3 separate regions of the Mus musculus genome follow, and all the other regions are linked to region 3. A link is a loop called in an ENCODE intact Hi-C map of the cell type or tissue named here. Cell type or tissue: heart. All regions are shown on one strand. Links, peaks and the distances in the headings refer to the core of each region. The heading gives the core; the rest is flanking DNA. Region 1 overlaps Cyp2f2 (cytochrome P450, family 2, subfamily f, polypeptide 2). Region 2 holds the start of Gm51442 (a long non-coding RNA gene). Region 3 overlaps Numbl (numb-like).

Evidence for each region. Peaks named below come from ENCODE experiments on the same cell type or tissue, not always from the same donor. Only the 100,000 strongest peaks of a DNase experiment are listed, where the experiment ranks them.
Region 1: a loop joins it to region 3, with 9 times the contacts of the local background. A loop is called at or near these places in 13 of 42 quality-filtered maps.
Region 2: it touches region 3 in a loop (4-fold over the local background); 10 of 42 quality-filtered maps call a loop at or near these places.

The regions. Positions count from the first base shown.
Region 1 is chr7:27,128,359-27,138,190 of GRCm38, reverse strand. It overlaps Cyp2f2 (cytochrome P450, family 2, subfamily f, polypeptide 2), which reads right to left. Exons shown (of 10, transcript NM_007817.2): 5 at 8,840-9,000; 6 at 8,298-8,474; 7 at 7,756-7,897; 8 at 6,834-7,021; 9 at 5,576-5,717; 10 at 4,531-4,975. The coding sequence ends at 4,794. Among named protein-coding and RNA genes, the nearest start is that of Cyp2f2, 13 kb to the right of the region's middle. In heart, for the core only: CTCF peaks have their summits at 5,237, 5,442 (motif pointing left), 6,633 (motif pointing left) and 9,813; no DNase peak of the experiment used is centred there.
Region 2 is chr7:26,773,464-26,783,437 of GRCm38, reverse strand. It overlaps Gm51442 (a long non-coding RNA gene), which reads left to right and starts at 1,799. Exons shown (of 2, transcript XR_003946615.1): 1 at 1,799-2,809. In heart, for the core only: CTCF peaks have their summits at 4,743, 5,449 (motif pointing left) and 7,394 (motif pointing left); no DNase peak of the experiment used is centred there; H3K27me3 peaks cover 316 bases.
Region 3 is chr7:27,280,419-27,290,392 of GRCm38, reverse strand. It overlaps Numbl (numb-like), which reads right to left. Exons shown (of 10, transcript NM_010950.2): 10 at 8,243-9,639. The coding sequence ends at 8,984. Among named protein-coding and RNA genes, the nearest start is that of Numbl, 27 kb to the right of the region's middle. In heart, for the core only: CTCF peaks have their summits at 4,452 (motif pointing right) and 5,224 (motif pointing right); DNase peaks (open chromatin) are centred at 4,462 and 5,142; H3K4me3 peaks cover 1,145 bases; H3K27ac peaks cover 778 bases; H3K27me3 peaks cover 1,705 bases.

The DNA of each region.
Region 1 (9,832 bases), core at 1,833-9,832, 150 kb after region 3:
GCCAATGTTCTGACCGTTCCTTGAACCCAGGTGTGTGCCCACTGCTGCACCTCACTGCCAGGTGTTTGTGATATTGGTTGCTGGGATAGAGTTGGAAAATCTCCCCAGCAACTACAGTCGGGGCCAATCCGGAGTTACTGCACCTTCATTAGACTCCTTGTTTCCTTCCCATACCCATTTTTTGAGAAATCAATCATTTTAGAATAGACATTGTTTAGATCTAGAAATCCTCTACTCCCTCCTTCTCCTTCCCCTCTTAAGGACCTATAAAAACTGGGACCCCTTTCCCCTCGGGGTTGACTCCTCTACCCCTGTGTGGGATACAAGTCATCCCCAGAGCTCTGGCTTTCCCCAAATAAAACCTCGTGTGGTTTGCATCGTTTGGTCTCTCGTGAGTTCTTGGGGGTCTGCTATTTTCCTGAGGCTTGAGTGAGGGGCTCCCTTCAGGGTCTTTCAGTTCCAAGGCCTCATGCCCATTAGAGGAACCCTGTGTCAAGCCACTGTTACTGTTAGTGTTTGGTGTTTTGGACTGGACTGCTGATATCTTGACAATGAAGATTGGTATTGCCCTAAAGAACTACTTCTAAACAGGTCCACGTTCCCCAACTCCCGTTTCCTAGCAACCTTTCTTCCCCCTTACCTCTGGTAGGTGGGCTAGAAGGGAGGTTGAAGTGTTTCAGTACCCTTATTAAAGTAGGTTTTGAAAACTCTAAGCCTACTCTTAGAGGTACTAGGCATTGAACCTGAAGCCTGCATAAGCTAGACAAATGCAGTATTAGTTAATTACCCCAGCTCCTCATCGGTAAACTCCAGGCGAGTGCTTTAGCACAGAGTCATGCCTGGGTCACTCACTGGTAAATTTTAGGTAAGTACTCTTCCACTGAGCCACACCCCAGCCCTTCCCTGGAGGGGATTCTAGGCAGGGGCTCTACCACTGAGCCACGCCCCCAGCCCCTCACTGGGGGATTCTAGGCAGATGCTTAGTTAGTTTGTTTGTTTTTGCTTTTTGTTTTGAGATAAGATCTCACTAAGTTGCCCAGTCTGGCCATGAACTTACTGTGATGGTGCCTCAGCCTTCCAAATATCTGGGACTACAAGTCTTCACCAACAGATCTGGCTTCTGAGACTGAGCCTCTCTCACTTCTGTAGCCCATGCTGATCTTGAGATAAGAATCACTTGCTTCTGCCTCCCAAGTGCTGAGATTCTGCATCTGTATCACCACACCTCATTTTCTTTTAACTATCCCCATATATTTCTCTTTGTCATCTCTCCCTGGGCCTCTTCATGCCTGTTCAGGTTCTGAAGTAGACCCCGTGATCTCCCTGTAGGGATTAGGAACTCAATATCCCATGTCAGGATTATCTATAGCCCTGGCCTAGGCTGGCGTCAGGCTCTGCAGAGCATGTCCCAACTTCTAATGGCTTCGGGGAGACTCTTTTCAAGGTAGGTCTCTCCATTTCAGTGCTGTCTGTGGCTAGGAGCCAGACGCACCGTGCCTGCAGCTTGGGAGGAAAAGCTATCATCAGCAAACTGTCAAGATGTTAGGGTCAGTGCTAAGCTTTGAAGCTTCGTGCTTGTGACTGTATCCCCACCCCACAGGGAGGGGCTGCAGAGCAAAGCCCGCAGGGGTGGGAGGAGAGGGAGCCAGAGACTCCCTTTCACAGCCTCTACACATGATTCTTTCTTTTCTTCTTTTTATTCACTCACACATTATATCCGGTCTGCAGTTTTCCCTTCCTCAACTCCTCTCAGTCCTTTCCCCACAAATTCCTCCCCCCCATCCCCATCTCCTCCATTTTCCTTTAAAACACAGAGCAGGTCTTCCACTGATATCACGCGAGCACAGCATACAATAAGACTAGATGCAAACACTCATGTCGAGGCTGGACGAGGCAACCCAGTAGTATAAAAAGGGTCCCCAGCACAGGCAAAAGCAGTCAGAGATAGCCTCCCCCTCCCCAAATCACAAAGTTGGGGGTCTCACAAGAACACCAGGCTACTCAACCACAACATATGTGCACGCGGAGGACCTAGCTCAGACCCATGCAGGGTTTGTGTCACTTCAGTTTTCACACATGACTCTTTTCTTTTCTCTTTCACTGTCTTCTTGTTGTTGCTGTTGTCTCCAGTACTAGGACTTGAACTCAGAGCATTGCATGTGCTAGGCAGGGGCTCTACCGCTGAGCGCCCCCAGCCACTCACTGGGGGATTCTAGGCAGGGGCTCTACCACTGAGCCACGCTCCCAGCCCCTCACTGGGGGATTCTAGGCAGGGGCTCTACCACTGAGTCACGCCCCCAGCCCCTCACTGGGGGATTCTAGGCAGGGGCTCTACCACTGAGCCACACACCCAGCCCCTCACTGAGGGATTCTAGGCAGGGGCTCTACCACTGAGCCACGCCCCCAGCCCCTCACTGGGGGATTCTAGGCAGGGGCTCTACCCCTGAGTCATGTCCCCAACCCCCTATTGGTGGATTCTCAGCAAGCTCTGTACTGTTGAACAACACTTCAAGCCTCCCCTCTGACCCAAGCCTAGGGGTGGGGTCAGGATCTAATTATGTAGCCTTGGTTGGTTTGGAACTCACTATGTAGAGTATGCTGGTCTTCAACTCATCTGCCTGTGTCTGCCTCGCAAACTCTGGGATTAAAAATATGTGGGCCACCACACGGAGCTTCCAAGCCCTTTTCCTTTTTGGGACACTAAGCTGTCCAGGATGGCTTTTGAACTCACTCTGTGGCAGAGCAGCTTTTGAATTAGTGATCCTTCTGCCCCAGTCTCTGGGATAACTGAGCTTGCAGACCTGGCTTTCTTGGTGAAGGGTCTTCAACAGGACCAAGTGTGGCAAACACAGCTCTGGTAGGCCTTGCTTGCCTTTCTCCTCCATTCCCTCCGCCTTGCTAAAAACCATTAGATTACATTCCTAAAGCTGCTCACCGAGACCTATTTCCTTATTTCTCCACTTTTTTCTCCTGGGGCTGACCACCAAGGTCCAGCTATCAAAGTATTAGTCCAGCAAGCAAAAGTTCCCGTTGAATGTCCTAATTAACCTGCCCAAGCAAAATTAACATCTCATCCTAACACAGGGTTTCCCCCTTTACCTTTATAAACCACCATTTTTTCTATGTGCCACATCTGTCTTCTGTCTATCCAGAGGCAAGTCCCTTGTGCTTGAGGAGGGATACCCCTTCTGCCTCTCCCTAATTCCCTTCCCCATCTCCCTCATCCTTTATCTCCTGTCTTTGCATCTTACTCCCCATCCTTGTCTTTCTGGGGCAAATAAATCTTCTTTGTGCTGAGAACTTGGCCTTGGATGGGTGTCCTGAGCCAATACTGCTCTTTTTTATCAGGCCTAGTTTTCTTTTTCTTTGCTTGTGTCTCCTTTCCACACCCCCTCCCCCTTTGGTGTTCTCTCTCTCTCTCTCTCTCTCATATTTCTCTTTCTTGTCTTATCTGCATTCATGTCTGTGTGGCACATGTATTGCTAGTGCCTGTGGTGGCCAGAAGAGGTGTCAGATCCCCTGGGACTAGAGTGAATCATTGTGAGCTATCATATGGGGGACTTGAACCAGGGTCCTTTGGAATAGCAGGAAGTGCTCTTAACTGCTGAGCCGGCTCCCCGACTTTTTTTTTTTCTCTTTATCTCTACTCTCCTCTGTCTCTGACAATGTTTTCTTTTGTCCCTTTGCAGCCTCTGGTTTATTGAAGGGTAGTGGTTAGAGCTTCAGTGTCTGTGGTGAGTGCTCCAGTGTGATCTTGGGCAAACCACTGCATCTTTCTTAGTCTCAGTTTGGTCTGTAACATGGGGTAGCAATCCTTCTTTGTTCTATAGGGAGAATTAGGGGTGTCATCGAGAGCTCTTTTCTTGGGAAGCATAGTTTAGTCTTTTGTAATCGTCTCTCTCAGGCTCTCTAGCTTCCATCCCACGGGCCCCGTAGTTGATATCTCCCCTGGTGACCTTTCCCTCCTCGGTCTTGGTTTCTCTGCCTCTCTGTCTTTAGGCCCCCACATTCTTTTCTTTCCAGCTGGTTTCCAGAAAACGTTAACTCCCTTCCCCCTTGGTTTGCAGTACTGGAGACCAGACCACGGGAGCCATACATGTTTGCAAGAACTCTATTAGCGAACTATATCTTCAGTACTTTCAAAAATTAACTTTGAGACAATTAAGTTGACTTTGAGCTCATTCAGTAGCCTAGACAAGTCTCTGACTTTGCATCTGGTAACTATAGGAGAGCCTTGGGATGGGCGTGTCTTCATTCCCTCTGCACCAGACCTTCTACTTCCTCACCATAAAACAGTGGTTCTCAATCTTCCTAATGCTGTGGCCCCCAATAATTCCTCAAGTTGGGGTGATCCTACACATAAAATTATGTTTGTTGCTACTTTATACCTGTAATTTTGCTGTTGTGAATCATAATGTAAATATCTGATCCCAGATGAGTCTTGTGGAAAGGGGATTCGACCCACCGCTCTTCGACTGCTGCCATCACGGGTTGATCTCTTCCAACTAATTCAGCCAAGTCAGATATACATCAGTTATTAAGATATTTACTAGGAAATGATACAAACAGACAGGAAAAGGGTGCATCATAGAATAGGTTCTGTGCGTATAAGACGGGTATTTCACCTTTGTCACGTCATTCTTTCCATGAAGATGGGCTTAAGATAGGCGGGGTAAAGTACTGATACGTGGCAGGCCCAGGGTTAAGGGAAGATCATGTGAGAGAGATATCAATGGAGGCCTATGACAGTGAACCCCAACTGGAAGAAGGACAGGGGTCCCTGGGCGCAGTACTCAGCGAATGTGCATACACAGCTGGAAAGGCCTTGGCAAATTGCCCAGCCCTGAGCTGAGCGGGGTCAGGTCGATGTCCTCAGGATCCACCAGCGGCTGCAATGTGAAGTTCTGCAGAATGGAGGTGAAGTATATGAAGAGCTCCATGCGCGCCAGTGGCTCTCCCAGACACAGTCGACGTCCTGTGTGGGCAAGAGGGCCGAGAGCAGAGGTTAGGTAAGAGAGCATGGGCTGCATCCCATATTCTTAGAGGAAAATGTGTGGGTTTGAAGATCATGATCGGGGATATCGCTGACACAGGAGGGAATGAAGCCGAGGAAGCTGCCGATATGAATGCAACTGTCTGGGTTCAAATCTTGTATCAGAATGTTACCACAGATGGGACAGAACTGGGGTGCAATCCACTGTGATCTGGCTACGGAGCCCAACTCATTTGGCCCCTTCTCAGAGACAGCATCAGGCACACAAAAGGCAATTTATCTGACATTAGTCCTCATTTCCTCCTTCTTGTACGGAGTAATTAGAATTCCCGCCTCCTTCGTTTCCCAGTCCCCTTCCCCCAGCTCCACACCTACCCCCCACCCCCGCCCCCGCTGCAAGGTAGAGTTAAGAAAAACCAGGGCCAGCAGCGCCACCTAGTGGGAGTTTAATAATCATTCTTAAGCGGCTTTCACCTTGGTGTTAAAGGAACCAAATTGGAAAAGGGAAATTTCTGTATGCTAAGCCAAGGATGGGATGGTTTGAAGAGTAGGGTTAGAGTTACAGTTCACTCCATCTCTTACCAGCCGAAAATGGCATGAAGGCGGGGCTCTTTTTGAAAGAATGATTGTCGTCCAGAAAATGTTCAGGATTGAACTCCTGAGGCGTCTTGAACTGGTCCGAGTCGTAGTGCACAGTGTTAAGGAGTGTGATGACATCTGTGCCCTGTGTGGGCGAAGAGACAGTCAGTGAATGTACTCTCACTGAGGATTAACAAAACTTTATTTTATGTCTAAGTGTTTGCCTGTGTGCAATATGGGTGTAAAGTTTCCTGGAAATGGTGGTTGTGAATTGCTATGTGGATGCTAGGAATCCAACCTGGGTCCTTTGGACGTGCTCTTAACTGCTGAGACATCTTTCCATTCTGAAAATGGGTTTATTATTAATTTTTTCCCCCAAGCTCGAGTTTCTGTGCTGCAAAGATGGAGCACTAGGGATTTGAAAAGGTGGGACTCTACCTAGGTCCCCTAGAGATAGGTGCTAGATGCTGTTGTTGAGGTCTGAGAAATGGATGTGGGCCACCCTTGGTCCTGAGCTTTGTAGAAGCAGACGCGGGATTTCTGAGTGGGGGTGTGCTGGGGTGCAAAGTGGGGTGGGGTGGGAGTTGGGGTGGAGTGTTTGGAGAGGGTGTCCTCCAAGAATGGTATTTTGGCCTCAGGAGATGTTTAGATAAAATTCCAGAGCCCAGTAGTTCTGGAAAGGGGTCTGAGGAAGGGGCTTGAGATAGGAAGGTGTATGGAGTTCCGATCTCTTCTGATATGAAGGAACTCTGTTTTAAAGCATCTAAAATGGCTAAGCCAGGGGTGGTAGAATTCCAATACACTGGAGGAGGAGGCAGGAGCTTCGGGAGTTCAAGTCCAACCTCAGTCACGTAGGGAGTTCAAGGTCAACCTGGGCTATAAGGGAACCCCCCCCCCAAAAAAAAAAAGACTGGGGAGATGGTATTAAGGGCACTGGCTACTCTTGCAGAGAACCTGTGTTCAATTCCCAGCACCCTCTTGATGCCTCCCAACCATCTGTATATTCAGTTCCAGAGGCCACAGCGCCCTCTTTTGGCCTCCTTGGGCACTGCATGCATGTGGTACACAGCCATTTAGGGGAAACACCATACATGTAAAAAACAAAATTAAATATTGGAAAAAAATATTGGCAACTTCCCACCTCTGCTGATTGGTACCCTGGGAGCTGATTGCTAGGGTCTAGGGTACCTCTTAGCCAATTACAAAAGCTTGAGGTACCCTTCCTAGGTTACCCCTATGTCATTTTAGGAGCCCAGCACACCTTGGGTATCAGGAAGCCCCGGAAAGGTGTGTCCCGAGTGACACGGTGAGGCAGGTTCATGGGGATGACGTCAGCAAAGCGTTGCACTTCGTGGATCACTGCATCTGTGTAAGGCATGGATGTACGGTCTTCCAGCGTCGGCATCCGCGAGCGCCCCACCACACGGTCAATCTCTTCCTGCACGCGGGCTGGAGGTAGAAGGAGAAGGTAGTGAATGATGGTCTCTGAGGAACCGCTGGGACTGGGGCAGGTTTGTGGGAGTTCATGGGACAGGATCAAGTCAGAGCTTTTCTAGTTGTAGGCAGTGGCCTGTCATCATTGCACGCAGGAAGCTGAGGCAGGAAGATAGCTGTGAGTTCTGGTTAGTCTGGGTTTCAAAGCATTTGTTTTCAAGAGGGAAAAATGTTGATTGTTGCATGGGTTTCTGGGTGTGAGTTTGTGTAGGTGGGCTTTAGGGCTGTTTGGATCCTAGGATCCTCATTTGATTTCTGGAAGGGCTTTGAGGCTCATGGACCTAGTGTGTGGGCAGTGCAGCTATCTCCCGCAAAGCCAGGAAGACACCCAGGAGGCGGAGCCTGGGGAAGGGGAGGCTTATGTGCTGGAGGGAGTCATGTTATTCAGAAGAGTTCAAGGTTCTTAGCAGACCTTGTGACTGGGTCTCAGGGGCGGGGTTTTGAGATGACAGAGGAAGAAGGATTCAGAGGCCAGACAGACAGTCGCATGTGTTGTGGGCAGGGCCAATAGTACTCAGGTATGGTCGGGAATGGCACTGTGTGGACCCTGAGGGCCTCTTAGTTGGTTTGGCTTGTATGAGAGGGTTGTTAATGGAGGGCTCTACTAGACCCTCTGGACGGGGTAGGGTGGGGGTGGAGGGTAGGAGAAGGGAGGAGGTAATGTAGAGGGGACATTGCTGCCCGTGTACCTTGCACTTTGGGGTATTTCATAAGAATAAGGAAGGCGTGACGCAGTGTGGTGCCCACGGTTTCTGTGCCACCGAAGAGCAGGTTGTGTGTGGTCATCAGCAGGGTATCCATATTGAAGTGGCTCAGTGGGTCTTGCTTCTCCTGTGGTTGAAGGATGGTACTATGAGTCAGGGACTGGGAGAAGCTTATACTTCGGAGCCTCTGTGATCCACTCAACTGCTACCGTCACTAGTCGCTGGCTCTGTCCCTCTCTTGAGCTAACTTTTTTTTTTTTTTTTTTTTTTTTTTTTGGTGGGAGCCGGGTAGTGTGAAGGGAGAGAGAAAAAGTGACAAGGCCCAAGGTGAACAATTTGGCCAACCACAACGGCTTAATAATTTGTTAATTGGTAGTCGCTTTGGGCAGCTGTCCAGCAGGGCCAGGTGCCACAGCTTCAGGACTCTACCCAAACTGAGATCTGTGCACGTTTGAGGCGGGGAGCGGGAGGGGGCAGCAGGAGGGCTTCACACCAGCCTAGAGGGAGAATCTTCATCCTACAGCTACCTGTGCCATCTTTGTGAGGAAGCAGTCGATGAAGTCCCGGGGAGAGTTGGGGTCCAGGGAATCCTGGTGTTCGCGGACGCTGCGGGCAATGAGATCTTTCATGCCTCCAAAGTTCCGGAACAAGCGTTTGTGTGGCCCAGGTATCCAATCAAGGACACTTGGGAAGATGTTGTACATCTGGGGACCAGAGTTGGAGAGGCTTCGTGAAGCAAGCTTGGGGGTTGATGGATAGGCTAAGCAAAGCAAACTTAAATCAACTCTGACCTGGTCTTGTCATGGGCAGCCAAGTTCTGCAAGGGTGGAACGAGAGTGGGAGGGAGGGGGGCAGGACAGAGGAGGATGGGTGGACCGTGTAACTGGGGGTGGGGTTTTAAGGAGGAGTTCTTTCTATTTTGTCTAGCTTGGTCAGGAACTTGTGGCAATCCTCTCCCCTCGGCCTCCTTAGTATGGGGTTTATAGGCATGTATCTCATCACTGGCCCCTGGTACATTTTTGGACCCTGTGGACCCATGATCCCATCTGGTTGACCTCCGAGTGCTTACCTCGCCCCAAGGGCTGCTCATAATCTTGAAGTTGTCATTGATAAAGTGGATGATGGTGAGCAGACGCTCATCGTCATAGTCGAAGCGACTTCCGAAGACGACAGAGCAGATAATGTTGGACACAGAGCGGCTCAGGATAAACACGGGGTCAAAGGGCTTGCCTGAGGTGGAGAGATGAAGTAGGTCAGTGTGAAGCTCTGCCAATACAACATGTGCCAGATGGAGTGCTCCCACGATTCCTGCTTGCTCAGAATTCACCCACCGTGAGACAGCACCTCACAGTCCAGAATGCTCTCACGAGGCCACGCAATGTGCAATATGACAGGCCACGCAATGTGTGATATGACAATACTCCTAAATAATTTGGCAATGTCATGTACAACAAAACTCTTGCAGAACAAGAATACATTACACTGCCCACAGCACGGCACACAGGTATCATAGCCAACAGCTGCCCACAAAATCACCAGTGAGTACAGCCAAAGAGTCCTAAGGGTGGTTAGCACCTGTAACCCCTGCTGAGGCAGGATGGTTGCCTCAAGTTTGAGGTCAGCCTGGGTTATAAGGCTCAAAACTGTCTCAAAATCAGACAGCTAGGGACCAGAGGGCTTCCTCAGGCTATTAATGATTGCCTATAACTCCAGGAGATCTGACCTTCCTTATGACCTTGGCAGGCACCCCTGAACACTCTGCATGCCACAAACACATATGCATACAAGTAAACCCTAAATTAATAAAAAAAATAGACATTTGTTTATAGTGGTTGACCTCTGCAATCTCAGCACTTGGGAGGCAGAGGGTAGGGATCAGGAGTTCCAGGTTATTCTTGGTTGCATAGAGAGTTTGAGACCACCCAGGGCTATGAGAGACTTTGTCTCAATGAAAGAAACCAAACCAAACCTCATAAACCAACCAAGCACAAAATATGCCAGTACAGACAGCCCAGGGACATCCCAAGGCGCAGTCGCAATGTACCACCTCATGGTGTCAGTA
Region 2 (9,974 bases), core at 1,133-9,132, 510 kb after region 3:
CACAGTCATTTCTCTGACTCTTATTTAGTGCCAGGCCATGCAAATCAAAGCTCATTTAACCTCAACAACAGGCTTCAACACTGATGAGTACAGCCAGTTCTTCAGCGTGCTGGCTGGATCCCAGACACGTGCGAGTATTTATTTGTACATACTGCAGCCAATCCCACCAGCAGCTCTTCCATATAGTAAATCCTGTTATCTTCATGGCCTTACAACTGCACAGATAAGGCAGAGGCAGGGATAAGCCACGTCTCAAAGTCACCTAGTAGCTCAGATTCAACACTGAGATGTAAATAGAACCTGCCAACTCCATCCCTGCGCTGAGGGAAAGCTGAGAAGGTTAGAGATGCGGTTCTGATTCTGTAGACATGGGACATAGCCTGGGACCTAAAGATCTCCCAGGGAGATCTATGAGCTCTAGAGACCATTGTGTCCACCCGGAAACATTATGTCCAAGTATATTCACATCCCTTGAGCACCTGCCTATTATTTACTTCAAGAATATCTATTGTGAGCCCCACAACGTGCTGGCTACATACGAGGGGTCTATATAAGTAAAAGAGAAGACACGAGTAACAAAAAAAAAAAAAAAATCAGTGAGCTGAACCAGGCACACTCCTTAACAGCAGCATTCAGGCCACAGTTTCAAGATCAACCTGGACTTCCCTATAGGGAACACACACATTCCTGTCTTGGGCTGAAGAGATAGTTCAGGCTGTAAAATATGTGGCAAAAATATAAGGATCTGAATTCAATCCCTGGGCCCACATTAAAGAGGAGGAGGAGGAGGAGGAGGAGGAGGAGGAGGAGGAGGAGGAGGAGGAGGAGGAGGAGGAGGAGGAGGAGATAATCAAGGAACATTGGCACATCCTTTAATCCCAGAGCTGGGGAAGCAGAGGCAGGTGGATTCCTGTGGTTTCCTGGCGATTAGCCCAGCCTAGTCAGCAGCTCCCCCAGAGCTAAGTGAGCTATCCTATCTCAAAAGATAAAGTATGAAGCTTGGGATATTCTCTGTGGGCAAGAGTGTTTGCTGGATAAGTATAAGGACCTCGGTTCGGTTCAAGTCCCCAGAGCCCACATAAAACAAGCTGAGCATGCCTCTGTGTTTCCTGCAATCTCTGCATTGGGCAACGAAGACAAAAGGACCCCAGGAGCAGCTCACAGGCCAGATGGCCTAGACAGAAAAAGTGAGAGACCGTCTCAAGGCAAAGAGCAGTAGAGAAAGACATTGTGTCCTGCACTGCCTCTGCGTGCTTACACAGAATATGTGCGCTCATGCTTCACAGACATGCACTATGAACACACACGCACACACACACACACACACACGCACACACACGCACACGCACACGCGCACACACACACACACACACACACACACACACAGAGGCGGGGAGAGGGAACTCTGACCTTGTGAAACCTTTTTTTTTTTCCTTCAGCAGACCCTGTCAGATACTATGTTTGATTGATCCTGGAAGTTGCCAAACCTGATCTCACCTCAAGGCCTTTGCCCTTGTGGCTCCCTATACAAAAGGAAAGTCACGCCCTCCCCCCCCCCCCCCCTTCAGAGCTCACATTTCCTAAAGCCCTCCCACTATTCAGTCTAAAAAGACCATGACCTGACAGTTTCCTAACTAACTGAGCTCACCTTATTTCATCTTATGACCTGCTTGTGTTGGGTTTTATCTGCTGATATTTACATACCGAATTGGCCGGGGGGGGGGGGCATGATTTTCTTAGTACCAGGATAGTATGTAGTATGGGCTTACTCAACGTTGGCTGATAATAGTTAACACCTTTAATATTCCTTACAAAGGATCAAGCATCCCACACTCCTTGCAGGACTCTAGCCAGCCTGAGCATGGTACACATGGCTCTGGCAGGCTTTGTCTTTCTTCACCTGTTCTCTCTGCCTTGCTAAAAAACCATTCGATTATATTCCTGTAGCTAGCCTCCAAGTCTATTTCTTTATTTGGTCACTTCCTCCTCTTGAGACTGACTATAAAGGTCCAGCTATCAAACTATTGAAGTTCAGCAATCAAAAGTCCCCTTTGGCTGTTTTAATTTACATGCCTAATTAGAACTAAACACCTCATCCTTACAGGGGGTTCCCCTTCTACCCTTTCTTTCTAAATCACCATTTTCCTAAGGGCCGTGTCTGTCTCCTCTCTACCCACGGGCAGTCCTTTGTTCCTCTGGGATAAATACCCCTCTTCCTCATTCCCTTTCCCTTCTCTCTCATCCTCTAACTCCTGTCTTTGTCTCCTTATCCCTCCTCTGCACCCCGCTACCCCACCAGGGGGCAAGCAAATCTCCTTTGTGCTGAGAACTTGGTCTTGCAGCTACCTACCTTTTCATACTTCCCACGTGTAACATCAAATAACCTCTTGTTAAAGAAAAATCTACAGTGAGTTAAGTTTAACAAAATGTTTTCATATGGAAGTTTAAGGTTTTGTTTTTCAATTTCATGAATAATTTTATTGAAATTTTGACAGCAATTGTATTAAATCTGTAAATTGCTTTTGGTACGATGGCTATTTTCACACTATTAATCCTGAGACTGTGAGAACCAGAGGCGGTAGATGACGAAAAGGAGACAAAAATTTCCAGACACAAAGCAGGTGCACACATGAACTCAAAGAGACCGTGACGGCACGCAGCGACCCTCACAGGATGCGCATGCCTCCACAGGCTGCACATGCGCAGGACCGGCACAACTCAGACACAACCCCAGCAGGTGGGGTGGGAGAGCGCACAAAGTCCCACCCAATCCAAGAAGCTCTTCACAAGTGACAGCTGATGGCAGAGGGTAAGAAAAGAATTTTTTTTTTTTTTAAAAGGGAGTGACACTGGGTTTGTCAACCACACTCTAGGTCAGTTCCCAGGCTCAGGAGGAGTTAGCCAACTCAAATAGGACTCCATGGTGTTTTAGTGGCTTTTCTCTTTTTAAGGAGAGAGAGAGAGAGGGAGAGGGAGAGGGAGAGGGAGAGGGAGAGGGAGAGGGAGAGGGAGAGGGAGAGGGAGAGGGAGGAAGAGGAGGAGGAGGAGGAGGAAGAGGAAGAGAGAAAGTTGGCTAGGTAAGGAAGGGAAGGGAAAATTACTTTATGAAATAGATAGATAGATTGGCTATAGTTTGCTTCCTGTGGAAATGGTCTAGTCAGTTGGGAGCCTGTGATTGGCTGAAGCTCAAATGCTGTGATTGGCTGAGATTCAGTTGCTTGGTTAGCACAGAGCATATTCTTAGGCTGCTGTTTGCCCACAAAACAGGGTAAGGCTCACTGTATACAGAGACCATTTTCAATCAGTCTTTATCACCTTGGTAACATGGACATAGGCCAAATTTATCTATTTAGCCCTCTCACCCTCTCACCTCATTGTAACTCCTTTATATACGATGTTCTACAATGTGCGTTTCTCACGTATGTGTTTTTCAGTGTAACTCACTCATCCACAATGTTCTACAGTGTGGTTTTTCTCATTTTCCATGTTTCTCATTGTAACTCCTTTATATACGATGTTCTACAATGTGCGGAGGGTACCAACTATTGGTAGTAGAGATTAATTATAGGTTTGGAAGGTAGAGGTACAGGTTTTTTTTTTTTTAATTTATTTATTTTATTTGTATTAGTATACTGTAGCTGTCTTCAGAAACACCAGATCCCTTTACAGATGGTTATGAGCCACCATGTGGTTGCTGGGATTTGAACTCAGGACCTCTGGAAGAGCAGTCAGTGCTCTTAACCGCTGAGCCATCTCTCCAGCACCGAGGTACAGGTTTTTAAACTTGCTTAAACTGAACACAATAGAAAATGCCAAGTTCGGATTCTTGGCTTCTAAGTCCCCGTTCTTTGCTACTCTGCTGGATATGCAAAACTATGTTTCTGTCCTAGCTCTAGCTTGGCATGATGGGGCCACACAGTGATGGATTTTGAACAATCTCTCCCACTCTGTGTGTGTATGTGTGTGTGTGTGTGTGTCTGTGCCCCTGTGCAGGGGTTGTCACGCATTCTCCACCTTATTCACTTCAAACCTGTTCTCTCCTTGAGCCTGAAACTCATTACTTTGCTTGGCAGCCAAGAAGCCCAAGCAATGCCTCTGTTGTGGCTCCCCTTGCCAGTGTTATATGTATGCTCTACATGGCCATGCCCAGACTTTTACATGAATAATGGGGATTTGAACTTGGGTTCTCATGCTTGCACTCATAACCCAGAGAGATGCCTCTCCAGCCCAGTTTTGAGTTTTGTTAGTTTCCAATGCCTTCCCAAAGCTGACCGAGGGAAAGAGAAATAGGGTAGGTTTTGAAAAAGTGGGGCGAACTTGGACGTCCCCCATAGGTCTATATGGTAATTCAGTACTCAGGATGGCCCTATTTGGAGATGGTGAAACTTTTCGGAGGTGGGGACTTGTGACATGTTCTTAGTCCTGGAGGTATGGCTGAAGAGGCTTTGGGGGGACCCCCATCTCTTCCCCTCCCCTCCCCTTTCTTCTTCTTTTCCTTTTTTTTCTTTTTCTTTTTCTTTTTCTTTTCTGTTCATGAAGTAAGAATAACTTGTCGTACCAAACGTTCCCTGGCACTGCTATGCAACATGCCCACCAGATGGCCCATAGCAACGGGCCCTCCTGCTTACTGTGGGGCCTTCAAAACTTTGAGGCAAAACGAACCGTTTCTCTGTGTAAGTTAGCTTGTCAAGAGTAATGAAATAGAGGTCTGATCTCCTGGGACTGGTGCTCCCCCTGTAGGGCAAATACTGGAACTGCAAGAGTGACTTGGGAAAGGATTCTGGCTATCGAAACATAGGTACTTAGGCTGAGAGACTGTGGCCTGCAGTGCCACTGTCTCATCTATTCTGTAAAGTCCAAGATTACACCAAGTCCGGCTGGGTACCTCAGGACTATAATACTAGCACTCAGGAGGTTGACGAAATAGTGTCTGAGGACAGCAGCCTGGGTTACACAGCATGGCCCTGTCTCTAGATTTTCATACCAAAAATTTCAGGGATCCAGGGACGTGGTAGGTTTGTTTGTTTGTTTGTTTGTTTGTTTTGAGACAGGGTCTTACTAGGTAGAATCACCTGGGAAGAAAGTCTCAGTGAGGCATAGTCTACATTGGGTTGCTCTGTGGGGCTGTTTTTTGATTGTTAATTGATGTAGTAAGACCCAGCTCTCTGTGGTTGGTACCATTCCCTGGTTTTGGGGACCTGGACTATAGAATAGTATAGAAAGTTAGCTAAGCACAAGCAAGGGTGAGTTTGTTCTTTCTGCTAATGACTGCAGATGTGATGTGAACCTATTTGAAGTTCCTGCCTTGACTTCCCCTCCACTGATGGAATAGCATCTGGAATTATAAGCAGAATAAATCCTTCCTCCCCCATGCTGCTGATTGTCAGGGTATTTTATCGGGTCATCAGAAATGGTGTCTCCTTGGTTTAATTGCCAAATCCCACGCTTAGCATCTTGCCTGCCTCCTAGTGGACACCCAGGAAACACTAGTCATATCAATGTGGGAAGACTGAAAAAACAAAACAAAACAAAACAAAAGAAAACAAAACAGAACTTCCCTCCCTCCCTCCCTCCCTCCCTCCCTCCCTCCCTCCCTCCCTCCCTTCAAGGGCATTGAAAAAATTAAGCTATCATCAAGTGGTTTTCCACTTAATGAGCTTTGCAGGCAAAATAAAGACCTTTATTTGTGGAAGCCTCTTTGTGAACATTACACAGGAATTAACAAAATATTTATGTTGTGAAATGGAAAATCACTTTATAACAATGCATGCTGCCAAAGGAATTTTGCAAACAAAATATCTTTGTAGGTTGTAAGATACTTTATAAGCCACAAGGTATTTATAAGGGTTCAGTCCTGTGTACAGTTTACAATTGTACATTTTAAAGGGCTTTGTAAACTTCCAAGCTCTTTTGAAAAAACCCACAAAATATTCGACAAATGCCAGTTTTTTTTTTTTATACTATAGAGAGTGTTTTATAAACATCAAGGCAGGTGCAGAAAGACAACAGCTTTCTTTTCTTTTCTTTTCTTTTCTTTTCTTTTCTTTTCTTTTCTCTTCTTTTCTTTTTTTAGTTGTAATGAGATTCTCTACATTGAATTCCTTTTTAATTGTAAAGCACACTCTAAATCTTTTTAAATTTATGTTTGTGTGTATATGAGTGTGTGTGTATGTGTGTGCAATGTGCATATATGTGTGTATGGTGTGTACATAGGTGTATATAGTGATCCTGTTATGTGTGTGTATGTGTGTATATGTATGCATGTGTGTTGTGTGTGTGCATGTGTGTGCTGTGTGTTATGTGTGTATATGTGTGCAGTGTGTGTGATGTGTGTGGAGTTTGTATGCATGTCATGTGTAGTATGTGTGTGGTGTATGTGTATATGTGTTGTGTTCATGTTGTGAGTGTGATGTGTGTTGGATCTGTGTGTATGGTGTGTGTATGTGTGTGTTGTATGGTATGTGTGTACAGGATGTTTGGTATGTGGTGTGTGTGTGACGTGTGTTGGGTCTGTGTGTGTGGTGTGTGTATGTGTGTGATGTATGGTGCGTGTGTACAGGATGTGTGTGTGAGTGATGTGTGTGTGTGGTGTGTGTTGGGTCTGTGTATATGGTGTGTGTGTACAGGATGTGTGTGTGTGTTGGGTCTGTGTGTATGGTGTGTGTGTGTATGTGTGTGTGTGGTGTGTGCACAGGCACTGGTTGTTTTATGTGGTACTGGAGGTCCAAAGTCAGGTCCTCGTGTGTGCCCTGCCCTAGCACCACCATCACTCCAGCCTCCCCAACTCTCTTCCTTCCTTTCCTCTTTTTTTTTTTTCCTCTTTCTGTTTTACTTTGTTGAGGGCCCTGGATCCCCTCAGCTGTAGTTACTGGCAGTTGTGAGCCACCTTTCATGGGTCCAGGGAACTAAGTTCTGGTCCCCCACATGAGTAGCTTGTGCACTTATATGCTGAGCTGCCTATCTGGCCCCTGATTGCTAATGGTAGATTCCTCCTAGGTCAACCATAAAGTCTGCCCTGAGTATCTGGAGACTACTGTAGGTTGGATGGAAAGAGACTTTATGTAATCAAATGTATGAGTCAAAGAGCTTAGGAGGCCTCACAGTTCCCTTCCCCCCATTTCTTTAAAAATAAGTCTGTGGCTGAGCTCTAAACCCTCCCTTGTGTCTCTTCCCTGCTCATCTACAAACCCCATCACCTGTCTCCCGAGGGCCTCAAGGAGCAGCGCAACACACACACACACACACACACACACACACACACACACACACACACACACACACCCCACACACAACGTCTCTGCCCACCTGCTGGCCTTACTTCCTGACCAGGTGCCAATCAGTGCATCACATAATGTAGTACTGCCATCTACTGGTCAGAAACGACTACTTGAGGACTCCTGCAGGTAGCACAGCTTCTGGGCCTTGGGGGGATAGAATTCTGGCAGCAGAGGTGGGATGGGGAGTAATGGAGCAAGACGGATTAAGTGGTGTGAGGAATGTGAGGGCAGGGTAAGGGAGGGAGTACGAAGAGGGATGGTTAATCCTAAAACCTCTGAGAAAGCCAAGCTTGAACCAACCACTGTAAAAGCAGCTTACCAAAGTATATACACACTTTTGAAGCACTTGTATGGAGGCAATGATCCTACTAGATACCACAGGTCTTTTTGTCATATAAAAAGCCACATGTGGTGGCTAGAATAGGTATGGTCTCCGTAGGCTCACATACTTGGATGATTAGGGACTCACTCTTTGAAAGGCTTAGGAGGGGTGGCCTTGTTGGAGCAATTGTAACCTTGTTGGAAGAAGTGTGTCACTGGGGGTGAATTTTGAGGTTTCAATTGCTCATGCCAGGCCTAGGGTCTGTCTCTTGCTGCTGCCTGCATAGCCATAGCTGGATGTAGGACTCTCATCTACTATGTCTGCCCGTGTGCCACCATGCTCCCTGCCATGAGGATAATGGACTAAACTTCTGAAACTGTAAGCCAGCCCAATTAAACGCTTTCATTTATGAGTTGCCTTGGTCATGGTATCTCTTCAGAGCAATAGAACACTGACTACATCACTCAGTGATGGGATTAGGATTGAGTTGTTGGCTGGAAGGGTCTCATAGATGCCCCCAACAGTATAGGTTATTGCTATTGCTCTTGGTTAGTGTGGTGGTTTAAGTAGGTTTGGCCCCTGTAGATTCATGTGTTTGGATGCTTGGCCCATAGAGAATGGCACTATTAGAAGGTGTGGCCTTGTTGTTGTGGGTGTGGCCTTATTGGAGTGGGTGTGGCCTTGTTGGAGTGGGTGTGGCCTTGTTGGAGGAAGTGTGTCACTACGGAGGTGGGCTTTGAGATTTCATATATAGGCTCAAACTTCACCCAAAGCAGAAGATAGTTTCTTTCTGGCTACCTGCAGAACAGAGTCTTCTCCTGGCTGCCTTTATATTAAAATGTAGAACTCTTGCCTCTTTTTCTGCCTGCACACTGCCATGTTTTCCACCATGATGGTAATGGATTAAACCTCTGAAACTGTAAGCCAGCCCCAAGTAAATGTTTGCTTTATAAGAGTTGCCTTGGTCATGGTGTCTTTTGACAGCAATAAAACCCTAACTAAGACAACTATCTTCCAGAATTTGATGGGTAGTAAAACCCCATTGCTGAAGACACTACATGCTTGAATCCTAGAACACAGGAAAATCAAGCAGGTGCTGACTGGCCAGGAAGCTTCACCCCTATTGGCTAGCATTCGTAGTGTTGGGAGGTGCTATGTTGATTACTGGAAGGGATGAAACCATCAGTCCTACCCAGCTCTGGGCCCTGTGAGCAACAGTGAGAACCAGACTGCAAAGACATGCCCACTGTACAATAGAAAAACTAATATTACGGTACACTTAGTTTGGAACACTTTCTGATTGGATTTTAAGGTCCCTGTCATAAGATACAGCCCATGCCTAGTACCAGTAGGGAGGCCAAGAACACATGGCCAGGTAAATCATAGATCCCAGAGGAGAACCTACTATTGTTCTGCTAACTGAATCTCATACCAAACCTACTCCTAAAGATTTATTTGTATAGTCATAGATTAGTGCATCTCTCACCCACCATCAGAGAAGTTTCTGAGCTGGGCAGTGGTGGTGCACATCTTCAGTCCCAGCGCTTGTAAGGAGGCAGAGGTAGGTGGATCTCTGTGAGTTGGAGGCCACTCTGGTCTGTATAGTGAGTTCCAGAGCAGTCAAGGCTATATAGAAAGACCCCGTCTCAACAAGACAACAACAGCAAAAATAAAAACAAATGAATGGATAAAACAGCCATGCTTAGTTTTTGCAGTAGATGGCAATTGACAGAGACCCACAGCTGGCCACGGTGCTGAGAATAAAAGACTATGGAATGCACACACACACACACACACACACACACACACACACACGTTACTTGCATACACATACACACATACACACATATACACTTGCATATATATGTACTTATATATACACTTGCATATATATTCTTGCACATATATATATACTTGCAGATATATATACTTACATGTATATATACTTGCACATATATACATATATACTTGCACTTATATATACTTGCATATATATTCTTGCACACACATATATACTTGCACATATATATATATATATATATATACACTTGCATGTATATATACTTGCACACACACACACACACACACATATATATACTTGCACACACACACACACACACACACATATATACTTGCACATATATATGCAAGTAACAACAATTAATAAAAAGTTGAATAAGGAGGAGTATATGCTAGCATTTGGATGGAGGACAGGGAAGAGGAAATGTTGTAAATATATTATAATCTCAAAAAAGAGGCAATTAAAAAAAAAGAGAAGCTGGAGCTTTATGGCCCTCTCTCTTACTTTCCCCTGTTTTTCTTGAAGGGCAGGTTTCTCTGTTGTTGTATCTTTGTGGTTGGAGGAGGAGGGTGTG
Region 3 (9,974 bases), core at 1,168-9,167:
CCAGAGGACCTGAGTTCAATTCCCAGCAACTACATGGTGGCTCACAACCATCTGTAATGGGGGATTGATGCCCTTTTTTGGTGTGTCTGAAGACAATGACAGTCCACATACATACATGAAATAAATAAATAAATCTTTTAAAAAAAAAAAAAGTCAGGCAGTGGTGGTGCACGCCTTTAATCCCAGCACAGTATGTATCCCAGGCTGGCCTTGAACTCACTGTCTTTCTGGGTCAGGATTCCTGCAAGACTTCTTGATCAGCCTTTGACAGGGCACCCCAGTGAGGCAGAGGCAGGTAGAGTTCTGAGTTCGAGGCCAGCCTGGTCTACAGAGTGAGTTCCAGGACAGCCAGGACTACACAGAGAAATATTGTCTCAAAAAACAAAGAAACAAACAAACAACAACAACAAAAAACAAAAAAAAAGAGAGAGAGAAAGAAACCTTATAAAGAAATACAGCATGTGACACTAACAGACTACACTTTGTCGCAGGAACCCCACTTCTGGGACACACCAGGGTATATATACATGGAGCACGATGGGAGGAAAGTGGGCAGATGATAACTAATAGTCAGGCACATACAGCCTGGATGTGCTACAGAAAGCTAGGATTTGAGGGTGTCAAGATGACTAAGTGGTCTAAGGCGCCAGACTCAAGAAAAGTATTATTCAAACTGGGTATAATGGCACGCATTTGTAACTCCATTGAGTCGCAGAGACAGAGCAACTGCCAAAAGTTAGAGTCTAGGCTGGGCTAGTGATTACCAGATGCAGTCAGAGCTACATGGGAAGGGAGACCCTATCTTAGGAAAAGAAATAAAACCATGATTCATGTAATGTTTAATCTTGTCGTCTTAGTGGGATTAAAAATTTTAAAATTCAGTGTGTGTGTGTGTGTGTGTGTGTGGTGATCAGAGGACAACTTTAGGGATTGTTTCTCTCTTTCCCACTACTACTTAGGTCATGGGTCCCAGGGGTTGATCTGGTTGAACTCAGGTCATCCAGCTTGGCTGAAATTGCCTTTCCCTGCTGAGCCATCTCACTGGCCCTGCGTGGGACTTAGAATCAAGCCTTTGGGCTAATCTGTGTCTTCATAAAGTTAATTTGGGCAAGAAGAACTATCCTAAATATGAATGGTACCACCTTCCATACAGAGGGGTCCTAGGAGGAATAAAACCAGCATTCAAGACTCTTCATGAGATCAGCCTCCATGCCTTCTCCACCAGGCTGGCTGCTGTTCCTTCAAGCCCACTCACCCTTAAGTTATTTTGTCAGATATTTATCATATCGAGGAGAAACATGTGGGAAACATGAAGGCTGCAAGATCTCACCCTGCTACTGCCATACAACATTATCCAGTTTAAAAAGGACGGCTGGAGAGAGCGCAAGGTAGTTACAGGCACTGGCTGGAACCAAGTTCAGTTTCCAGCACCCACATGGTGGCCTACAACCAATTCCAGGGGATCTAGTGCCCTCTTCTGGCTTCTGTGTATACCAGGCAAGCACATGATTCTGCTAGAATCATTTTATTCTGTGATCAGTTTTCCTCTATGGCAATATTTTGTGTGTGTGAGTGTATGTGTGTGTGCAAGTGCATGTGCACGCGCGTGCGGCTTCTTTTTGTTTGTTTGTTTGTTTTTTCTGTTTGTCTTGCTGGAATTTTTGTTATGTTGTCATTTCCCCTTCTTTTGCCTTTTCCTTTTCCTTTCATTCATATGAATTATACACACACTCTTTCTATATATATCTCTATCTATCTATCTATCTATCTATCTATCTATCTATCTATCGAGAGAAAGTGTGTGTACATGTGCTTTGAGACATGATTTCTCTGTAGCCCCTGACTATTCTGGAACTCACTCTGTAGACCAAGCTGCCAGGCTGGCCTTGAACTTAGAGATCCACCTGCCTCTGCCTCCTAAGCACCAGGAGATTAAAGGTGTTTGCAAACCTCCTGATTGCCTTTTTCTTGAGATAGGGATAGGGCCATGATTTTGAGGGCGAGGTTTCTTTTTGTTTGATTGATAGGGCATGGTTTCTTTTTGTTTGATTTGTTTGATTTTTCTTGAGATAGGGTCATGATTTTGAGCTTAAGGTGTCTTGGGGCACAGTATGTATCCCAGGCTGGCCTTGAACTCACTGTCTTTCTGGGTCAGGATTCCTTCTTGACCAGCCTTTGACAGGGTACCCCAGAGAGTCTTTCCTAAGCTCCATGCCTATCTCTTCATTATTCTTGTCTCTGCCAGCCCTACCTCTCTCTGATACTGAGTTTTGCATATCCAAGCTGACCTTAAACTCACTTGTACAGCGGAGAAAGACCTTGAACTCCCGTCTTTCTGCCTCTTCCTTCCAAATTTGGGGTGACATGTGCTCACCACCATGGTGAGCTCTTGTTTTGACTTGTTATTTCCCAAACGGTGCTGGGGATGAACCCCAGGGCTAGGCAAGTAAGTGTTCTAGTGCTGAGCCACACACTTAGTGCTTATATGGACAATGTTTTTAAAAAGATTTAGTGTGTCTGTCTGTCTGTCTGAGAGAGAGAGCACATCACAGCGCATGTGTGAAGCTAGAGGACAAGTTTTGGAAATCTGTTCCTTCTTCCACCATGTGTGTTGTGAGAGGGGAATGGGACCCAGATTTTCAGGTTTGCTGGAGTGACCTTGTTACCAGCCCAAAACAATTTTTTTAAATCAGTGATAACAGGGGTTGAATGGACATATTTTCTCCACTAGTTTTTTTTTTCCAACATGACTTTAAACTATTACTATTCAGTGTGCATGTGTGTGCCATGGTACACATATGGGGGACAGAGAACGCAACTTTAATTTTTTCAAAATTATTTATTTATCTTATGTATATGAGTGCACTGTAGCTGTCTTCAGACACACCGGAAGAGAGCATCAGATCTCATTATGGATGGTTGTGAGCCACCATGTGGTTGCTGGGAATTGAACTCAGGGCCTCCGGAAGAGCAGTCAGTGCCCTTAACCACTGAGCCATCTCTCCAGCACCTCAAACACCTATTTTTGATGATGGTTCTTAAATGTTTTAACATTCCTTTTAGCCCACCACTCACCAGAGGTAGTGGGAAAGAAAGGATATGGGGGAAGTGGACCTGTTTAGAAAGGTTCTTTGGAGCAGCTCCCATCTGTGTTGTCTGGAGATCAACAGTTCAGTTCACAGGTCAGCAGTGGCAGCTCAATCTACTCGCAAACATTTCATGGATACATCAGCAGTCCAGTTTAGTAGAGTCGGGTTAGCAACAGTGGTGATGTGACCTAGCAGAGACAGCCAGGCCCCAGCCTCAGCTTGAGTCAGCAGGAAGGACCAGGAGGAATGCCTGGAGAAGTTCTAGGCTGTGCCTCTCTCAGGGAAGCGAAGATCAGAGAAGATGTGAGACCCACAAACGTTACACAGCTAGCTGTACCAGCGAGCCAAGCTCTGTCCCCATCACTGTCTGCCTAGTCCTATTTATGCCCTCCAAACATCATGTGTTCTACATGTGTCATGCCTCAGCATGCGCATCTGTCTCAGCTGACATCACTCTGCCAATCAGCCCAAGTCCTGGGAAGCAGCAAGAAACTGCAGCACACCACCAGAAGTTTTTTGATGTGTTTCTCTCTATGGCATCCCAACAAATGCAGCTCGACTCTGCAACGTAAGGTGAACCAATGCATGTGTGTTGTTAGCAAAGACTCGCTCATCACGTGTCCTTTTACGTGCTTGCTTTAGCAGAACATCCTCTTTCCTGTGTCTGTGTCAGTGAAACGTCCCTTCACGAGTTCACCTTAGCCTTTCACACCTGTGTCCACTTTAACAAAATGTTCCTTCACCCACGGGCCCCAGCAAAACACCAGCCAACACAGCTGCCTTTCCAAAGAACCCTTAAGTTTCCACGTCCGAGGACAGTCCTCGGGAGTTTATCTGGGACTCAGGGTGTTGGACTTGTGCAGCAAGCATCTTTTACTAGCTAGCCATGTCCCCAATGGGACTTCTGAGTTCCCTCAGGGTAGGTTCTGTGTCACTGCAAAAACCTTAGCATGCAAAAGAAATATTTTCCCAACTTGGGGTGGTGCGGAGAGTTGTGCATAGAGGAGGGATGGAGACTTAACAGGCATCAGTGATTGCCTGGGGTGGGATAGGAATAAGGAGTGACTACGCATGGGTGAACAGGTCATTTTGGAATGACCTTAATGTTCTAAAGTAGAATTCACAATGATGGACGCTCAACTGTAAAATCGCCATCGATTATGAGATCATTTAAAATGTGAACTTTATAAATAGATTACATCTTGCTTTAGATTTATTTAATATACGTGAGTACACTGTTGCTATCTTCAGGCACAACAGAAGAGGCAACGGATCCCATTACAGATAGTTGTGAGCCAACATGTGGTTGCAGGGAACTGAACTAAGCTAGATGTTATGTCTGTGCACTAGGTATGTGCAGTGCCTGCAGAGACCAGAAGAGGGCAATGAATGGCCTAGAACTGGATGGAGTTACAGCCGCCACGTGGGTGGTAGGTTTTGAATGGATCTCTCAAAGAGCAACCAGTGCTCTTAACCGCTAGCTATCTCTCCACCCCACCCCCCAAGTAGATTATATCTTAATAAAGCCGCTGGACAAAATAAAATCTGTGAGGCGGTAGTGATACTCCGCAGAGTCAAGGGTCGGGGGTGGGGGAGTTAGAGTGGGATGGGGCTAAGGAAACAGTCAGGGAGGGTGAGATAGGATCCCAGTCAGAGTGTGGGGGAAGCAGGCAGAGAGCTGGGAGCAGGGTGGGGTGCTGTAAAACCATAGGCAGTTGGATTGCGGGGAGCTGGCAGAAAGTCTGGAGTGGAATGGACACACAGACAGGATGGGGTGAAAGCAGAGGGTAGGGTGGGATGAGTGGATAACAAAGATCATAAGATGGAATGGTAGATGCAGGCAAGAAGTGGGGGTGGGGCGCAGGCAGAGAAGAGTCCCGTCCTGATTTGGCAGGCTCGCGCTGACAACGCTGTTTTATAGGCGTCCAGCAGAATAGCCAGATCCGAACTAGGGGAGTCAAAGAGGGCTTCCCAGAGGAGCAAGCTGCCGAGCCAAGGCCTGAGGGATAACGTTCCTCCTGGCTCTGACGACAGTTGTTTTTTCCAAAAATGATGTTCTGCCTCCCAGTCCTTTTGAGTGTAAGTCCTTTGCTAAGCCAGCCCTCAGGCCACTCCATCGCGGCGCAGCCAAGGTCACCAGGGGGCGCTTTCCAGCCGCACTCCACCCTCTGTCCTACTATGCGCTATCCTATCGCGAGCGCAGGATTCATAGCTCTCACAGCTAGGGTTGACTGCGTTGGCCGCGGCCGCCGGTAGGAACCAGTCCTCTGCAGCATCCGGAGGAATCTAGATTCTCCCAGCTTAGATGAGAATAAAGGACTGAACAAGGATCCTGGGCGCTGCTCCTGGGAAAGAGGCACAAAGGCCGGGCTCCACAGTGGCTGGGAAGCTTTCCTAAGCACTAGGTAGGAGGTGCCAAAGCAGCCAGTAAGGATGTCCCTCCAAATGATGTAATCGGAGGGTTTATCCGGGTTTCCTAGTTTTATTCTGATAAGGCTGGCCTTTAACTCAATGATCCTCCTGCTTCAGCCTCTAGAGTGCTGGGATTATAATCATATGCCACACCGGGCTTTTTCCTGGGTCCATTCCGAGGGAACCTAAGCCTGGGGACAGGAGGTGGGGTGAGGGGACCAGACTATGAGTTCTGTGCAGGAAGAGCAAGAACCTCCATGCAGGCCATGGGAGAGAAACTGGTCCAGTCGGGTGGTGGTGGGGGGGGGGGGGGGCTGGGGGCGGTAGGGAGGTCTTGATGAGATGCCCATCTTTGGCGCTACCTCTGGCGTTCTCCACCTGTTTGCATGTGCATGGCTGATGAGGGGCAGCGCTGAAAGACCTCCTTGGTAACAGGAAAGGCTGTGCAAAAATCAGCCTGGGGTTCCCACTGACTGAACAAAGGCTTGAGGGTGCCCAGATGAGGCTCATCTCTAGCAGAGCCCTCTAGCCATGCCTGGGGTCTGCATCCCAGCACAGGTGTTGGTTAAAAGTCCCTGGTGCTGGGGTAAGTTCTTGACGCTAGATCCCAGCCTGTTTCTACCCCAGCTTCAAGGCTGGCCAGAGGCTGGGTTTGAGTCCCAGCTTCTTCCTTCTTCCCAAATCAGGTGTGTGACCCCCATTAACAAATAGGAACAGGAGCTGGAGAGATGGCTCATCAGTTAAGAGCACTGGCTGTTCTTCCAGAGGTCCTGAGTTCAATTCTCAGCAACCACATGGTGGCTCACAACCATTTGTTATGGGATCTGATGCCCTCTTCTGGTGTGTCTGAAGACAGTTGACAGTGTACTCACATACATAAAATAAATCTTAAGTTAAAAAACCAAAACAAAACCGTTGTTGGTGGGATTGCAAGCTTGTACAACCACTCTGGAAATCAGTCTGGCGGTTCCTCAAAAATTGGACATAGTACTACCGGAGGATCCCGCAATACCTCTCCTGGGCATATATCCAGAAGATGTTCCAACTGGTAAGAAGGACACATGCTCCACTATGTTCATAGCAGCCTTATTTATAATAGCCAGAAGCTGGAAAGAACCCAGATGTCCCTCAACAGAGGAATGGATACAGAAAATGTGGTGCATTTACACAATGGAGTACTACTCAGCTATTAAAAAGAATGAATTTATGAAATTCCTAGGCAAATGGATGGACCTGGAGGGTATCATTCTTGAGTGAGGTAACACAATCACAAAAGAACTCAAATGATATGTACTCACTGATAAGTGGATATTAGCCCAGAAACTTAGAATACCCAAGATACAATTTGCAAAACACATGAAACTCAAGAAGAACGAAGACCAAAGTGTGGACACTTTGCCCCTTCTTAGAATTGGGAACAAAACACCCATGGAAGGAGTTACAGAGACAAAGTTTGGAGCTGAGGCGAAAGGATGGACCATCTAGAGACTGCCACACCCAGGGATCCATCCCATAATCAGCCTCCAAACGTGTCTCTAGCTGCATATGTAGCAGAAGATGGCCTAGACAGCCATCATTGGAAAGAGAGGCCCCTTGTTCTTGCAAACTTTATAGGCCTCAGTACAGGGGAATGCCAGGGCCAAGAAGTGGGAGTGGGTGGGGAGGGGTGGGGGGTATGGGGGACTTTTGGGATAGCATTTGAAATGTAAATGAAGAAAATACCTAATTAAAAAAAACCAAACAAATAGGAACAGAATATCGGCTTGCACAAAACCATGTTATTTTAAGGGAGTACAAAATATAGTTTGATATGCATTTATCTTTTCTTTTTGCAGCACTGGGAACAGAACCAGAGCCCCATCTATGCTAGGCAAGCACTCTATCACTGAGCCACAGCCCCCATATTTGGGGTGTGTGTGTGTGTGTGTGTGTGTGTGCGCGTAGATAGAGCCTTGATGCTTCATGTTGCCCTGGATCAAATTAGCTATGTATCCTTGGATGGCCTTGAACTCCTGATTCTCTTGCTGCTAGCTTCCAAGTCACCAGGCTCAGCTCCCCAGTCATTTTTTTTTAAAGGTCTCATCGATTATGTTCAGTGACTTAAGCAGTAACACAGGGGTTTGAGATGCTAGTGGACACCAAGTATGGGGCGCACATCTCTAATCCCATCACTATAGACACAGAGGCTGGCGGATCTGAGTTCTAGGCCAGCCTGGGAAACATACTAAGACCTTGTCTCTCGAAACAAATAAATGAAAAACAAAACACACCCAGGAACTGCCAGGGGAAACTTTGGCCCAAGTTTTGGAAAGTGAGACCGACCGACAGGCCTTTCCCAGGGTGGTCCAAGATGTGTTTTGATGAGCCACTTGGAATGCTGATCTCAGACCAATTAGCAATAACTCACAATGTGCCTGACTCCTTGGTTTCAAGTCTGTTAATAATTAAGAAAGCAATGATTAACTGTGGGCTCCCTCTACCATCTACACGGCAGATGCTGATCACCAAACCATGACTCAGAGGTCAGGTTTAAAGCTCAGGGACATGTTTAAAATGACAAAAGGCTTTTTTTTTTCTTTGAGCCAGGGTCTCACATACTCCAGGGTGGCCTCAGAGACCCACCATAAGCTCAGGATCTCCCTGCTTCCGGGCCCCCAGTGCCAGGATCACAGGCAGGGACAGCTATGCGGTGGGAGAAGCTCCACGCAGGGCCCTCCGCTCGTATGCACACACCTTGATTTCCCAGTGGCCACCATTATATTCTTCCTTTATTGGCTGTCCTTGTATAATACAAATCTGCAAGTTTAGATACAAAAAAAATCTGGAAATAAAAGATAGAAAAGTACCCGCCAGGCACCCCCTTCTTCTTCTCCTGGGACCCCTCCCCAGCGGGCACCGACATGAGGTAACAGAGTCTTCATCCCTCCCACCGCCCCTCTCCTGGGCCCCCAGTCGGGCCCCACCCCGTGAGACCTTGGCCCTCCGGAAGACACGCCCCGAATCGAATCGGGGAGGGGGCCAGGGCAAGCACAGCATTGGCAGTGAACACAGCGTGGGCAGAGAGGAAGCCCTTAGCTTGTGCTGTGTGTATGGGACAAGGAGAGGACGGACCAGGCTTAAGTGGGCCTCCCTCCTCCACCCTGCCCAACACTGGAAGGTGGAAGGGCACAACAGAAACTAGGGAAAGTAGCTTGAACAGAGGGCATTCCATGACTGGGGCTGGGGAAGGGGCATCACCAGCCTAAGTCCGGCAGTGAAATGGTTCCCTTAGCCAGGCTGGGTCCATCCCTGAATTCCATCTTGGCAAAACCTAGGCATCACAATATTGGTTCTGTAGTGGTTTGTGAGGGGTGGTGGAGAGAAGGGCTTAGAGGGAGCATTGAGGGGCGCAGCTCAGGGAGCAACACTAGGATAGAGGCTGGGCCTCCCCTCCTGAGCGCGGTACACCTGGGGCTGATGGAGCGGGAGCAGGGCAATTTGGGCTACAGTTCAATCTCGAAGGTCTTCTGCAAGTCACCAGAGAAGGGGTTGGAGGGTTTCTCCACAGCGGGTTTGCCTTCTAGTGCCGCCCACTGGGCCTCGAAGGGGTCCAACTCAGGGGCAGGGGCAGGCGCTGGCTCTGGGGGCCAGGGAGCCCCATTGGGGCGCGGACGGGCCTGGCCCCCAGGGGCACTGGGTGCAGCAGGTGGGGGGAAGGCCCCAGCTTTTCCAAGCAGTGTGGCAGGTTGGGGCTGGAGCTGGGCAGCTGAGCAGAAGGCGTTGGCTACCATCTGTGAAGGTGTGATGCCCACCACAGGCACCCGGGGCATTGGTGGATAACCCAGACCTGGGTAGGCGGGCACAAACGGAGGCTGCATATGTGTGGGCGGCAGGAAAACAGCCACTTGGGCAGCTGCAGTGTCAAAGGGCCCCACTGGGGCAGAAAAGGGTTGAAGGGTGGGGGCCATGGTGGGCATTGGTGGCACGGAGGTGGCTTGCTGCTGCTGTTGTTGCTGCTGCTGCTGTTGCTGTTGCTGCTGGGCCTTAGCCACCTGGGACACTTCCTCCAACCATCGCTCAGCCTCAGAGGGTGTCCGCTTGTGCCCAGGCTGGAAGGCAGCTGCAGCGGGTACGGAGGGCTCACCCCAGGCAGAAGTCCCTGGAGAGAGGGTAGTGAAGGGTACAGGTTGCCATGAAGAATCCCAGGCTAGGAGTCAGGGTGGCCTGGAGATCAGAGCCCAGGTTCTACGAGGAGGCTGTCTCTGAATCCCAGCCCTCACCCGCTGTCCTGACCTTTGGCCAGGTGACTTAACTCCTAACAGGTGTGCAGTGAGGAGACCCTACAGTTCTGAGCCTCGGCAGCCCCTGATGAAATGTGTAACCAGATCAATGCTTTCATTGCTTGACATCCACACAGCCCTCTGCCCGTCACTGGCCAGTGCTGTGTCTGATGCTAACAATTCTAAATGTCACCTTAATTCTAGCATTTCTTTT